Regions from separate parts of the Homo sapiens genome. Here region 2 is linked to region 1. Evidence: chromatin contacts called from ENCODE Hi-C or POLR2A ChIA-PET data. All regions are on one chromosome and are shown on one strand. The core of a region is the stretch at or near the end of the contact, and the rest is flanking DNA. Distances in the headings are between cores, read along the strand shown.

What was found. Hi-C counts contacts between places; a loop is a spot of excess contacts on that map. ChIA-PET counts read pairs that join two places held with the same protein, here RNA polymerase II (POLR2A). Pooled maps may share reads with other maps.
Region 2: a map of PC-9 shows a loop between it and region 1 (7-fold over the local background). The contact joins two enhancer-like sites. A Hi-C loop is called at or near these places in 2 of 168 maps with a recorded cell type or tissue (CD8-positive, alpha-beta T cell and PC-9) and 2 of 50 pooled maps. POLR2A ChIA-PET finds 5 or more read pairs at or near these places in 8 of 52 experiments (A549, A673, HEK293 and 5 more).

Annotation. Positions count from the first base shown.
Region 1 is chr19:9,015,474-9,022,583 of GRCh38, reverse strand. All of the region lies in intron 2 of MUC16 (mucin 16, cell surface associated), which reads left to right. It also overlaps the pseudogene BOLA3P2. Among named protein-coding and RNA genes, the nearest start is that of MUC16, 47 kb to the left of the region's middle. Within about 2 kb of position 3,968, at least 3 of the 41 ENCODE cell types and tissues checked have a DNase peak (open chromatin) inside an H3K27ac peak, as active enhancers do; they include PC-3 and PC-9, where a contact is called at or near this core.
Region 2 is chr19:9,052,309-9,059,971 of GRCh38, reverse strand. The region is part of intron 1 of MUC16 (mucin 16, cell surface associated); the gene reads left to right. Among named protein-coding and RNA genes, the nearest start is that of MUC16, 9.6 kb to the left of the region's middle. RefSeq lists an enhancer at 4,728-5,407. Within about 2 kb of position 4,402, at least 4 of the 41 ENCODE cell types and tissues checked have a DNase peak (open chromatin) inside an H3K27ac peak, as active enhancers do; they include PC-3 and PC-9, where a contact is called at or near this core.

The DNA.
Region 1 (7,110 bases), core at 2,719-5,218:
ACAGAAAGCAGGTCAGAAGAAGGAAGGGCATAGCCATGTGAGAAGTGAAGCCCTTTGGGGATTTGAACTCAGGTGAATCTGACTTCAAAGCCATGTATACTCTTATTTTCCCCCTTTTGAAGGTGAAATTAGAATTTGTATGCAGTAACATGCAAAAATGCAAGGGATTTCCCCCAAAATCTTATCATAAAAAATTCAAACATAGAAATAATTTTGCAGGCCAGGTGCAGTGGCTCATGCCTGTAATCCCAGCACTTTGGGTGGGGGTCAAGGTGGGAGGATCACTTGAGCCCAGGAGGTCAAGGATGCAGTGAACTATGATTGTGTCACTGCACTCAGAGCCCGGGTGACAGAGTGAGACCCTGTCTCACAAAAGAAGAAAGAAGAAGGAGGAGGACGAGGAAGGAAGGAAGAAGGAAGAAGAGGAAGAGGTTTCAGAAAGAGAAAGAGAGAAAGAAAGAAAGAAAAAGAAAGAGAGAGACAGAAAGAAAGAAAGAAGAAAGAAAGAGAAAGAAAGAAGAAAGAAAAGAAGGAAGAGGAGAAGGAGAAGAAGAAGGAGAAGAAGGAGAAGGAGGAGGAGGAAGAGGCGGCGGCGGTGAAGCAGGAGGAGAGTAGTTCCAGATTAGGCTGGGCAATGGAGCGAGACCTTATTTCTACAAAAAAGTAAAAAATTAGCTGGGCGTGGTAGTGCATGCTTGTAGTCCCAGCTACTTAGGAGGCTGAGATGGGAGGATTGCTTGAGCCCAGGAGGTCAAGGGTGCAGTGAACTATGATTGTGCCACTGCACGCCACAGACTGGGCAACATAGCAAGACCTTGTCTCTAAAAGTAAATAAATAAATAAATATAAAAGTAAACAAAAAGTTCTTCACGCAGAGCATTAACTAGAGGTCAGTATTCACGTATAGAATTTTATCTTTTGAGGTCAAGTTTATACTCAATTAAATGCACAGACCTCAAGTGTACGTTGGCTAAGTTTGGACAAATGCAAACATCTGTCTAACCCAAATCCCTACTAAGATATAGAACATCAGCATCACCACAGAAAGATATAGAATACTATCCTCCTCTATTTTTCCCTTTATATGGAGGTATAATTTATACTCACGAAAATCCACACATCTTAAGTGCTCAATAAACTGTTCTGAGAGCCATAGCTTTTAGCCACCGGACTATACTTGAAGTCATGTCTCTTCTTGATAACCGGACTTTTCTTTAGTCTAGACTCTTTTGGCCGGGCACAGCGGCTCATGCTTGTAATCCCAGCACTTTGGGAGGCCGAAGAGGGCAGACCACCTGAGGTCAGGAGTTTGAGACCAGCCTGGCCAACATGGTGAAACCCTGTCTCTACTAAACACACAAAAAATTACCTGGGCATGGTGGCGGGTGCCTGTAATCCCAGCTACTCAGGAGGCTGAGGCAGGAGAATTGCTTGAACCCGGGAGGCGGAGGTTGCAGTGAGCCGAGATCATGCCACTGCACTGTAGCTTGGAGGGCAGAGTGAGACCCTGTCTCAAAAAAAAAAAAAAAAAAAGACTCTTTGGTATTGACATCAATCAGTGGTTCTCAATTAGGAGAGATTTTGCCCCCAGGGGACAGTTGGCAATATCTGGAGACATTCTGGTTGTCATACCTGGGAAGTGGAGTGAGGCTGAGGCAGGAGAATAGCTTGAACCCAGGAGCTGGAGGTTGCAGTGAGCTGCAATCGCACCACTGCACTCCAGCCTGGGTGACGGAGCGAGACTCCATCTCAAAACAAAAATGAAAACAAAACAAAGGGGTACAGAAAATACAAGGCATCTGCTTTGTTCATCTCTCTTTTTTTGTTTGTTTTGTTTTAAGAGATGGGGTCTCGCCCTGTCACCCAGGCTGGAGTGCAGTGGTGTGATCATAGCTCACTGCAGCTTCCAACTCCTGGGCACAAGCGATCCTCCTTTCTCAGCCTCTCAAGTAGCTGGGACTACAGGTAACACTGTGCCTGTCTAAATTTTTTATTTTTTTATTTTGTAGAGACAGGATCTCACTATGTTGCCCAGGCTGGTCTTGAACTCCTGGGCTCAAATAATTCTCCTGTCTCAGCCTCCCAAATAGCTAGGACTTCAGGCTGGTGCCACCACACCTGGCTAAGTTTTTTATTTGTTTAGAGATGGGGTCTCACGATGCTACCCAGTCTGGTCTTGAACTCCTGGCCTCAAAGAGATCCTCTAGCATCAGCCTCCTGAATCTTGTTCTCCTCTCTCTCTCTCTCCTTTTCTCTTTTTTTCCTTTGAGACAAGGTCTTGCTCTGTTGCCCAGGCTGGCGTGCAGTGGTGCGATCTCGGATCACTGCAACCTTCATTTCCTGGACTCAAGCAATCCTCCCACCTCAGCCTTCCGAGTAGCTGGGACTACAGGCACACACCACAAAACCTGGCTAATTTTTTTTTCGTTGTTTCCTTTAATTAACATCTAAATAGATTACACATCTTCTATAATTATAATATGGAAATGTATACGAGCAAAATATACAAATTTTTTGGTAAATGCCTAGGGAAGAATGGTGTCAGTCAAGTTCATCCAAGGTCTTAAGCAGCAGCATCTATGCAGCCAGGGTGTGCTGAGCGTTTGGGGACAGAGGTAAATATCCGCAATCCATGCATCACTTTGATTTCTTCTTGTAGTGACTGATTCACTATTTGGTGCTGCTGAATAGTTCTCTCCTCCTTAACTTCTTCTGATTCAATTTTAATTTCATACATGACCCCACAACCTCTTGAAATGTCAGTGACTTTGATAGCTGTAGCTCGAGGAAACTTTTCTTTTTTCTTTTTTTCCTTTTTTTTTTTTTTTTTGACGTTGTCTCACTCTGTCACCCAGGCTGGAGTGCAGTGGCACCATCTCGGCTCACTGCAACCTCTGCCTCCCAAGCTCAAGCGATTCTGTCTCACCCTCCCGAGTAGCTGGGATTACAGGTGCCCGCCACCATGCCTGGCTAATTTTTGTATTTTTAGTAAAGACGGGGTTTCACCATGTTGGCCAGGCTGGTCTTGAACTCCTGACCTCGTGATTCACCCGACTTCGCCTCCCAAAGTGCTGGAATTACAGGCGTGAGCCACCGCGCCCGGTGAGGAAACTTGTTTTGAGAATTTGGGTCATTCTGAGCTCCCCCTCAGTCTGGGAGGCAAACATCCAATGGACACAGTGAAGAGGATGCCCACGGATCGCGGAGCAGAGGTGCTGCGGCGGCCGGGCTCCATGCTGCTATGCCCGGCCCACCTAATTAAAAAAAAAATTTTTTTTTGTAGAAACGGGGTCTCACTATGTTGCCCACGCTGGTCTTGAACTCCTCCCAGGCTCAAGCAATCCTCCAGTCTCAACCTCCCAAAGGGTTGGGATTACAAGCATGAGCCGCCACACCCGGCCTTGTTCTTCTCTTCTCTTTTTTTTTTTTTTGAGATCCTTGCTCTGTCACCCAGTCTGGAGTGCAGTGGGCCGATCTCGGCTCACTGCAACCTCTGCCTTCCAGGTTCAAGTGATTCTCCTGCCTCAGCCTCCCAAGTAGCTGGGATTACAGGCATGCGCCACCACGCCCGGCTAATTTTTTGTGTCTTTAGTAGAGACGGGGTTTCACCATGCTGGCCAGGCTGGTCTCGATCTGCTGACCTCAGGTGATCTGCTCCCCTTGGCCGTCCAAAGTGTTGGGATTACAGGCGTGAGCCACTGCGCCCGGCCTTGTTCCTTCTCTTTATCCCCAGCGCTTGGTCCCTGGTGAATGGTCAATATATGAATAAATCATTCAACAAACTTTTTTTTTTTTGTCTGTGTGACACACCTATCATAGTCAGGTACCCTCTTCATATTCACACACTAGAGAGAGTTATAAGAGATGAAAACACAGATACGCGATCCTGTGGTCAAACGATTTTACAAGGAAGTTACAAGGTGCTTTGGGAACAGGGCGGGGAGCTCTGCTTTCTGTCTGGGGAGGGAGGTAGGGGAGGCCTGGAGAGAATTAGGGGACACAGAATCAGGTAAAGGGAAGGAGGGTAATTCCGGCACAGGGAACGGCCGAGGCAAAGGCTTCGGGGTGAGAAGCGAAGTCATACGTTAGTCCAATGCAGGCCGGGTCCCGGCTCAAGGTGGGCCTTCAACGCCAGGCTGCAGCGTTTGGACTTGGTCCCGAGGGCGGTGAGAAGGCACTGAAGAATTCGGACCGGGGCGGGGCATGGCCGGTGTTGCATTTTTGAAAGGTCACTCTGTTGGCTGGGCGGGCGGAGGGGAACTGGAGGAGGGTGGAGCTGGTGGTAGAAGATGAATATGAGTAAAGAAGCTATTTCGGGAAGGCAGGCAGAGAGAGAGGATGAGGGCATGAACAGAGGTGAGGCAGTGGGCCGAGTCATTACTTAGAAGGGGTCGAGCACTGTGGCTCACGCCTGTAATCCCAGCACTCTGGGAGGCTGAGTCGGGTGGATCACTTAAGGTCAGGAGTTCAAGACCAGCCTGGCCAACGTGGTGAAACCCCATCTCTACTAAACACACACACACACACACACACACACACACACACACACACACTAGCCAGGCATAGTGGCGCACGCTTGTAATCCCAGCTACTCAGGAGGTTGAGACAGGAGAATCACTTAAACCTGGGAGGCAGAGGTTGCAGTGAGCCGAGATTGGCCCACTGCACTCCAGCCTGGGTGACAGAGCAAGACTTCGTCTCAAAAAAAAAAAAAAAACAACTTTTTGTTGCAATGTAACAGACACAAGTAAAGTGTGCACAAAATGCCTGAATCTTAAGTGCGTGTCAATGAATTTTTACATATGTGTAACCATTGCACACCACGATGTAAAATGTTCCCTTCCTCTATTATTTTTTTTAATTTTAATTTTATTTTTTGAAACGGAGTCTCATACTAGCACCCAGGCTGGAGTACAGCGAGGCAGTCATGGCTTACTTCAGCCTCAACCTCCTGGGCTCAAGCAGTCCTCATGTCTCAGCCTCCAGGGTAGCTGGCACGACAGATGTGCACCACCACTCCTGGCTAATTTTTTTTTTTATTATTTTTAGTGGGGCCATCTCACTATGTTGCCCAGGCTGGTCTCGAACTCCTGAGCTCAAGTGATCCTCTTGCCTCAGCCTCCCAAAGTCCTGGGATTACAGACATAAGCCACCTGCGGCCCATTTTTTCTAGAACAGGATTTCTCAGCCTTGGCGCTTTTGACATTAGAAGCTGGGTAATACTTTGTTGTAAGGGGCTGTCCTGTGTGTTGTAGGATGTTTAGCAGCATCTCTGGCCTCCACCTATTAGACACCAGTAGCACCCCTTCTCTCTCAGTTAAAACAACATCTTTAGACGTTGCCAAATGGCAGCTGGGAGGCACAATTGCCCTCACTTGAAAACCACTGCTGGCCGGGTGCGGTGGCTTACGCCTGTAATCCCAGGACTTTGGGAGGCCGAGGCGGGCAGATCACGAGGTCAGGACATCAAGACCATCCTGGCTAACACGGTGAAACCCTGTCTCTACTAAAAATACAAAAAATTAGCCAGGTGTGGTGGCAGGCGCCAGTAGTCCCAGCTACTGGGGAGGCTGAGGCAGGAGAATCACTTGAACCCGGGAGGCAGAGCTTGCAGTGAGCTGCGATCACGCCACTGCCTCCAGCCTGAGCGACAGAGTGAGACTCCGTCGCAAAAAAAAAAAAGAAAAGAAAACCACTGCTGTAGAAAGCTCCTTCAAACCCCTTTTCCAGACAGACAGTGCCCCCATCCTCAGAACACCCTTTTTTTTTTTTTTTTTTTTTTTTGAGGTGGAGTCTTGCACTGTTTCCCAGGCTGGAGTGCAATGGTGCAATCTTGGCTCACTGCAGCCTCCGCCTCCCGGGTTCGAGCAATTCTCCTGCCTCAGCCTCCTGAGTAGCTGGGATTACAGGTGCACGCCATCATGCCCAGCTAATTTTTTTTTTTTTTGTATTTTTAGTAGGGATGGGGTTTCACTATGTTGGCCAGGCTGGTGTCGAACTCCTGACCTCGTGATCTGCCCGCCTTAGCCTTCCAAAGTGCTGGGATTACAGGCATGAGACATCACGCTCCACCTCAGAACACTCTTTTGGCTTCTTTCCCCTCAATTCCTCTTGCCTGTCCTTGAACACATTGCAAATGGAAACATACAGGGCCCAGCTGTGCAATCTTGTGTGAGTTATGTAATTTCTTTGTGCCTCAGTTTCCACCACTGTAAAATGGGTCAATGAAACGCACCACTTCACAGAGAAACCTCGAGAATGAAGAGCCATTCACTTCTGGGAAGGGCGTGGCTCAGAGAAAATATTGAACTCACGTCATTTGTGGATGCTGTGATTTAATGTCAGTGTCCTTTCTTCTGGTTTCGCGGATGGATGCCTGGGAAACACTAAGTTCTCGGTAAACACTTTTAGGGTCATGTTCATTTCTTCTACTGTGGGGATTTGAACCTAGACTACCTCCAGCTCCCCTGTCATTCCCTTGTGATTTTTTTTTTTTTTTTTTTAGAGAGATGGGGTCTCACTATATTGCCCAGACTGGTCTCGAACTCCTTGCCTCAAGCAATCCTCCCATCTCGGCCTCCCAAAGTGCTGGGATTACAGGCATGAGCCACCATGCCTGGCTTTTTTTTTTTTTTTTTTTTTTTTTGAGACAAGGTCTCACTCTGTCACCCAGGCTGGATGGAGTGCAGAGGTGTGATCTTGGCTCACTGCAGTCTCCACCTCCCAGGCTCAGGCCATCCTGCCACCTCAGGCTCCTGAGTAGCTGAGACTACAGGTGAGCACCACCATGCCTGGCTAATTTTTGTATTTTATTTTTTGTAGATATGGAGTCTCATTATGTTGCCCAGGCTGGTCTCAAACTCTTGGGCTCAAGCAATCCTCTAGGCTCGGCTTCCCAAGGTGCTGGGATTACAGGCATAAGCCACCATGCCCAGTGTCCCCTGTGACTTCTAAGCCTGACAATCCAGGCTGGTCTGTTCTCCTACGTGGAAACCCCCATCTTATTAAGAAATGCCAACAGCTTTTCTGAGTTTCCTCTAGTTCCACCTTTTCCATGATGTTTGCCCTGGGAGACTCTCCCGTGCCATTGAAATCCACTCCCTGGCCGGG
Region 2 (7,663 bases), core at 3,153-5,652, 37 kb before region 1:
GTGATCCGCCTGCCTCATCCTCCCTAAGTGCTGGGATTACAGATATGAGCCACCGTGTCCAGCCTGCCTCTCACCCTCTTTCTTTTTCTTTTTTTTTTTTTGAGACAGAGTCTTGCTCTGTCGCCCAGGCTGGAGTGCAGTGACGCAATCTCGGCTCACTGCAACCTCCGCCTCCCAGGTTCACACCATTCTCCTGCCTCAGCCTCCCGAGTAGCTGGGACTACAGGCGCCCACCATCTCACCCGGCTAATTTTTTGTATATTTAGTAGAGACGGGGTTTCAACGTGTTGCCAGGATGGTCTCGAGCTCCTGACCTTGTGATCTGCCCACCTCGGCCTCCCAAAGTGCTGGGATTACAGACATGAGCCATCGTGTCCAGCCTACATCTCACCCTTTTTCTATAGCCAAGCAGATAAACCTGTCACCTTCATGCCTCATGATAAATAATCATTAGTTCTCCAGTAACAGAACTTGACAGCACCGTTTATCAAACGCATAGTTCATCCTGGAGCCACCTAGTCATTGTGACGACGGTGTGAGCTAATTGGCTTTATCCAGGGGAAAAACACATCTTTCATCATGACAGGAGGGAGTTTTGCAATTTGGAGCAAGGCATCCACTGAAGTTATATTTTGACCCTTCCCCGAAACCAGAATACAGGAAGAATTAAGCCTCTTGTTTCTCGTTTTTCTTTGTCTTTACACAGACTAGTCCAGGATATAAAGTCAAAGGGGAGGTGCTTAAATATACAGCAGAGGGGAAAGAGTTGGGGTAATCTGCCTTGTTGTTGTCATTCAGGGGCAGCAAAGACATCATAGAATTAGATCTTGCAGGACAGGGGTGATAAACATCCTAGAGGGAGGACAGCTGGGACGTGACGCTTTTACCAACCCCACCCCTGGAGTGCTTGTAAAATGGCCACCCCATCCCTGCTGTGCTCCTAGAATCCTGTCCTACTGGGGATAAAACCCAAACCAGCCTAGGCAACATAGCAAGACCATGCCCCTACAAACAATACAAATATTAACGGCTGGGCACGGTGGCTCATGCCTGTAATCCCAGCACTTTGGGAGGCCGAGGCGGGCGGATCACCTGAGGTCAGGAGTTCGAGACCAGCCTGGCCAACATGGTGAAACCCCGTCTCTACTAAAAATACAAAAAATTAGCCAGGCATGGTGGCAGGCGCCTGTAATCCCAGCTACTCGGGAAGCGGAGGCAAGAGAATCGCTTGAACCCGGGAGGCGGAGGTTGCAGTGAGCCGAGATCACGCCATTGCACTCCAGCATGGACAACAAGAGCAAAACTCCATCTCCAAAAAAAAAAAAAATTAAAGCCTGGCACGGTGGTTCACACCTGTAATCCCAGCACTTTGGGAGGCTGAGGCGGGTGGACCACCTGAGGTCGAGAGTTCAAGACCAGCCTGACCAACAAGGAGAAACCCCGTCTCTACTAAAAATACAAAATTAGCTGGGCATGGTGGCACATGCCTGTAATCCCAGCTACTCAGGAGGCTGAGGCAGGAGAATCGCTTGAACCTGAGAGACGGAGGTTGCAGTGAGCCGAGATCGCATCGTTGCACTCCAGCCTGGGCAACAAGAGCAAAACTCTGTCTCAAAAAAAAAAAAAAAATTAGCCAGGCGTGATGGCACATGCCTGTAATCCCAGCTACTTGAGAGGCTGAGGCGGGAGGATGGCTTGACCCGGGAGGTGAAGATAGGCAGTGAGCTGAAACTGCACCACTGCACTCCAGCCCGGGAAACAGAGCCAGAACCTATCTCAAAAAAGAAACAACGAAACCCAAACTCCCCCTGTGGCCTGAAATCATCATATCCTGCTCTGTTGCCTCTTGTCTCTTCCTTCCTGCTACTCTGACCTCTGCTGCTTCCAAATCTTTTTAAGTGGTTTGGACCACAGGGCCTTTGCACTTGCTTTTTACTCTGTCTGGGTGTTCTCTCTGCAGCTCTTCTGAAGGTTGGTTCCTTCTCATCCTTCCAGGGATGACCAGGAAAATAATACTGGAAATAACCTGATGTAGAATCTTTAGAGCATTTAAATATCTGAATTACCTTGTTTGTGTAGTTATCATGTGTGCCGCACCAGACTGTATGTTTTTCATGAGAGTGGCAAGCTGCAAGGTGGTGAAGAGCACCCATCATTGTGGGTTCAAATCCCAGCTCAGCCATACGACTTGGGGGCCTCTCTGAACCTCTGTATCCTCCTCTATAAAATGGGAGATGTAGAAGGGTTTTTATTTATTTATTTATTTATTTATTTATTTATTTATTTATTTATTTCTGAGGCAGGGTCTTGCTGTGTCACCCAGGCTGGAATGCAGTGGCAAGGTGATCTCAGCTCACTGAAGCCTCAACCTCCTGGGTTCAAGCAATGCTCTCACCTCAGCCACCCAAGTAGCTGGAACCATAGAGGTGCATCACTATGCCTGACTAATTTTTTGATTTTTTTTTTCTTGCAGAGATAGGGTCTTGCTACATTGCTCAGCCTGGCCTCAAACTCTTGGGTTCAAGCGATTCTCCTGCCTCAGCCTCTCAAAGTGTTGGGGTTACAGGCGTGAGCCACCACATCAGGTTTGAAATGTTTCTAGAAGGACTAAATAAACAACTCCTAGAATACGTAGTGGGTACAGAATAGGGGCTATGTGTCTCCCAAAGTACTGGGATTACAGGCATGGGATACCATGTCTGGCCAGCAAACACTTAAATAGTCCCTATTCTGCGCCCACTACGTATTCTAGAAGTAGCAGCAGATAGAAGAGAGAGATGGAGCTGGGCATAGTGGCTCATGCCTGTAATCCCACCACTTTGGGAAGCCGAGGCAGGAGGATCACTTGAGGCCAGGAGTTCGAGACCAGCCGGGAAAACACAGTGAAATCATGTCTCTATCAAAAAATACAAAAATTAGCCAGGCATGATGGTGCACGCCTGTAATCCCAGCCAAAGTCCCAGCACTTTGAGAGCCTGAGGCGAGAGAATCGCTTGAGCCCAGGAGCTCGAGGCCAGCCTGGGCAATGCAGCAAGACCCTACCTCTACAAGAAAAAAAAATCAAAACTAGCCCTGGCAACATAGCTAGACCCCATCTCTACAAAAATTAAAGAACTAGCTAGGCATAGTGGCACACACCTGTGGTCTCAGCTACTCAGGAGGCTGAGGCAGAAAGATAGCTTCAGCCTGGGAGGTTGCGGCTGCAGTGAGCCGTGATCTGCCACTGCACTCCAGCCTGGGCAACAGTGTAAGACTCTGTCTTGCAATAAATAAATAAATAAATTGCTGTTTTTATTGTTATAGTAGTAATAGTAATAATAGGGCCGGGCGCGATGGCTCACACCTGTAATCACAGCACTTTGGGAGGCTGAGGCAGGTGGATCACGAGGTCAGGAGTTCGAGACCAGCCTGGCCAACATGGTGAAACCCCATCTGTACTAAAAATACAAAAATTAGTTGGGCATGGTGGGGCACGCCTGTAATCCCAGCTACTCGGGAGGCCGAGGCAGAAGAATTGCTTGAACCCGGGAGGTGGAGGTTGCAGTGAGCCGACATCACGCCATTGCACTCCGGTCTGGGTGACAGAGAGAGACTCCGTCTCAAAATAAATAAATAAATAAATAAATAAATAAATAATACCATAATCCTTAGCTTTTAGCACAGAATTCAGCCTCTATTAGATCACTAGATATTTATTGCATGGACAGACAGATAGATGGATGGCAAATTTTTGAGCAAAGAAAGGTAGTGTAAAGCCGCTTCCAAGCTTTGGGCATGACTTAGATCAAAACCAGAGAGGCTGGGCCAGGTGCAGGAGCTCATGCCTGTAATCCCAGCATTTTGGGAGACCGAGGTGGGCGGACCACCTGAGGTCAGTAGTTCGAGACCAGCCTGGCCATCATGGTGAAACGCCATCGCTACTTTAAAAAATAAATAAATAAAAATAAAAAAATAGCCTGGCATCATGGCGCGTGCCCGTAATCCCAGCTACCTGGGAGGCTGAGGCAGAAGAATCACTTGAGTCTGGGAGGCAGAGGTCGCAGTGAGCTGAGATCGGGCCACTACACTCCAGCCTGGGTGACAGAGCAAGCCTCCATCTCAAAAAAAAAAAAGAAAAAGAGAAAGAAAAAGAAAATCAGAGAGGCTGGCTGGGGATGGGGAAGCCGGGAGGGAGCTGTTCTGCCCACTTCGTCTCAGTTTATACTTCCAGCCTCCACATCTCCCGACTTCAGAACTCAAAAGTCAGATAAAACCGAGAAATGCTATTAGTAAACACAGTTGTGTTTGTCTGTGAGGAGTTACAATGTTGAAAATTGAGTTTAATTTTAAACCATCCTGGGTGACTTAGCTCTCAGCGCTGCCCCCTGGGGAGGGTGCAGTCCTTGGCTCAAAGCCAGAGAATTACCATAGTAAAGCCTGTATTTGTCCCAACTGACAGTTTTGATCCCCTTCCTTGTTTTTTTTTTTTTTTTTTGCTTGTTTGTTTGTTTGAGACTCACTCTGTCACCCAGGCTGGAGGGCAATGGCACGATCTCGGCTCACTGCCACCTAACTCTCGGGTTCAAGCAATTCTTCTGTTTCAGCCTCCTGAGTAGCTCGGACTACAGCCTCCCACCACCACACCTGGCTAATTTTTGTATTTTTAGTATAGATGGGGTTTCACCATATTGGTCTGGTTGATCTCCAACTCCTGACTTCAGATGATCCGCCCGCCTCGGCCTCCCAAAGTGCTGGGATTACAGGCGTGAGCCACCGCGCCAGGCCTCCCCTCCAATTTTTGAAGGAGGAAAAAAAAAGAAACGTTCCCTGCCAGGCATGCTCCCACCCTCATCCCCCAGCCCTCCACACTGTTTTATTGTTTGCCCCTAGGGCTGCCTCTGTGGTTTCGCAGGAGGAAAAGGACCCGAGGCGTCCTCTGCACGCTGAGCCTAGTGACAGATCCTGTTTGGTTAGGATTAAGGAGGGTGAGGACTGCTGAGCTCAAGTCTCAGCAAGGCCTGCCAGGAAGGCATTTATACACTGCAGGCCTGGGGCGCCTCAGGGTTCCAGGGTTAGTGGAGGTGGAAACAGAGAAGCTTGAGAGTAAATAGAGGGAGTTTGTAATCCCTCTCCCACTTCCCCGCCCTGGTTTCATCCCTCTCCCACCTCCCCGCCCTGGTTTCATCCCTCTCCCACCTCCCCGTCCTGGTTTCATCCCCCTCCCTCTCCCGCCCTGGTTGGGTGGAAGGGATGAGAAGCGGCAGACAGAAGAGAGAGAAGGAACTGGGGGCAGTGGCTCACACCTGTAATCCCAGCACTTTGGGAGGCGGAGGCGGGAGGATCACTTGCACCCAGGAGTTCGATACCAGCTTGGAAAACAGTGAAACCCCATCTCCATCAAAAAAAAGAACAAAACAAAAATTATCCAGGTGCGTGCCTATAATCGCAGCTACTTGAGAAGCTGAGGCAGAAGAATTGCTTGAACTCGGGAGGCAGCCGTTGCAGTGAGCCAAGGTCATGCCATTAGCCTCCAGACTGGGCAACAGAGTGAGACTCCAACTCAACAACCACCACCACAACAACAAAAAAGGAGACAGATGGAGAGAGAATCAGATGAGGGAAGAGTGAGGAGAAAGGGGAGAGAGACAAAGGAAGTGAGGAGGAGAAAGAAGGAAGAGGGAGGGGACTGTGAAGGGAAAGTAAATTTCGGGGTCCCCAGATTGTGTCCGGAATTGGTTCCTTCCGGTGGGTTCTTGGTCTTGCTGACTTCAAGAATGAAACCGCAGACCGTTGCAGTGAGTGTTACAGTTCTTAAAGATGGTGTGTCCCGAGTTCGTTCCTTCAGATGTTCAGATGTGTCCGGAGTTTCTTCCTTCCAGTGGGTTCCTGGTCTGGCTGACTTCAGGAGTGAAGCTGTAGACCTTCACAGTGAGTGTTAACAGCTCATAAAAGTAGTGTGGGCTCAAAGAGTGAGCAGCAGGAAGATTTATTATGAAGAACAAAAGAACAAAACTTCCACAATGTGGAAGGGGACATGAGCAGGTTGGCACTGCTGGTTCAGATGGCCAGCTTTTATTACCTTATTTGGCCCCAACCACTTCCTGCTGATTGGTCCATTTTACAGATCGCTGATTGGTCCATTTTACAGAGGGCTGATTGGTCCGTTTTTACAGAGCGCGGATAGGTATGTTTTTACAGAGGGCTGATTGGTGCGTTTACAAACCTTTAGCTAGACACAGAGCGCTGATTGGTGTGTTTTTACAGAGTCCTGATTGGTGCATTTACAAACCTTTAGCTAGACACAGAATGCTGATTGGTGCGTTTACAATCCTTTAGCTAAATAGAAAAGTTCTCCAAGTCCCCACCTGACCCAGAAGCCCAGCGGGCTTCACCTCTCAAAATCATTAAGCTAGAGCGAAAAGTCAAGCTGGGAACTGCTCAGGGCCAACCTGCCTCTCATTCTATTCAGAGTCCCTCCTGTGCTCACTTAGATACATTCATATCTGATTGGCTCCTTTGGAGAGGCTCATCAGAAACTCAAAAGAAGGCAACCTTTTGTCTCTTTATCTACCTATGACCTGGTTTTTGTTTTGAGATGGGATCTCATTGTGTCACCCGGGCTGGAGTGCAATGGCACAAATACAGCTCACTGCAGCCTCCACCTCCTAGGCTCAAGCGATCTTCCCATCTCAGCCTCCCGAGTAGCTGGAACTACAGGTGCACATCACCATGCTTGGCTAATACAAATTAAAAAAAAAAAATTAAGTTCCTCACCCATAGTACATAGCATTATGGCTACAACTGTGGTAGCCCCAGTAGCTGCATTGCAAGAGCTCACTAGCTGTGCATGGCTAGTGAATGATGTAAAACACACCCAAGGCTTAGGAAATGTCCAACGGTCCATTAAACAGTGACACTCTCTAGCGAGACTTCCAGGAGCTGCTTAGCCAATTAGTAGCTCCACGACGACCTTAGGCAGATTATTGTACTTCTCCTTACCTCTCTCAGGTTCCTCATCTGTGAAATGAGCTTAATAATAGTACTATCAAAATGTTGTTGTGAGGGCCTGGTGCAGTAGATAATGCCTGTAATCCCAGCACTTTGGGAGGCCAAGGCAGGTAGATCACTTGAGGTCAGGAGTTCGAGACCAGCCTGGCCAATATGGTGAAACCCCATCGCTACTAAAAATGCAAAAACGAGCTGGGCACGGTGCCAGGTGCCTGTAATCTCAGCACGTTGGGAGGTCGAGGCGGGCAGATCACTTGAGATCAGGAGTTTGAGACCAGCCTGGCCAACATGGTGAAACCCTGTCTCTACTTAAAACACAAAAACTAGCTGGGCATGGTAGTGCACTCCTGTAGTCCCAGCTACTCAGGGGGCTGAGGTAGGAGAATCGCTTGAACTCAGGAGTTAGTGGTTGCAGTGAACCAAGATCGCACCACTGTACTCCAGCCTGGGTGACAGAGTGAGACCCCGTTTGAAAAAAAAAAAAGTTGTTGTGAGAATTCTATGATTTAATATATTAAGAGTTTTTGGAAAGATGCCTGACATGGTAAATCCTTACTATCATTATACTAAGTTGTTAATATTTATATCATGTTATTAATATTATTATGTATTGTAAGTATATATGTGTGTGTGTATATATATATATAAATATATATATATATTTTTTTTTGAGACA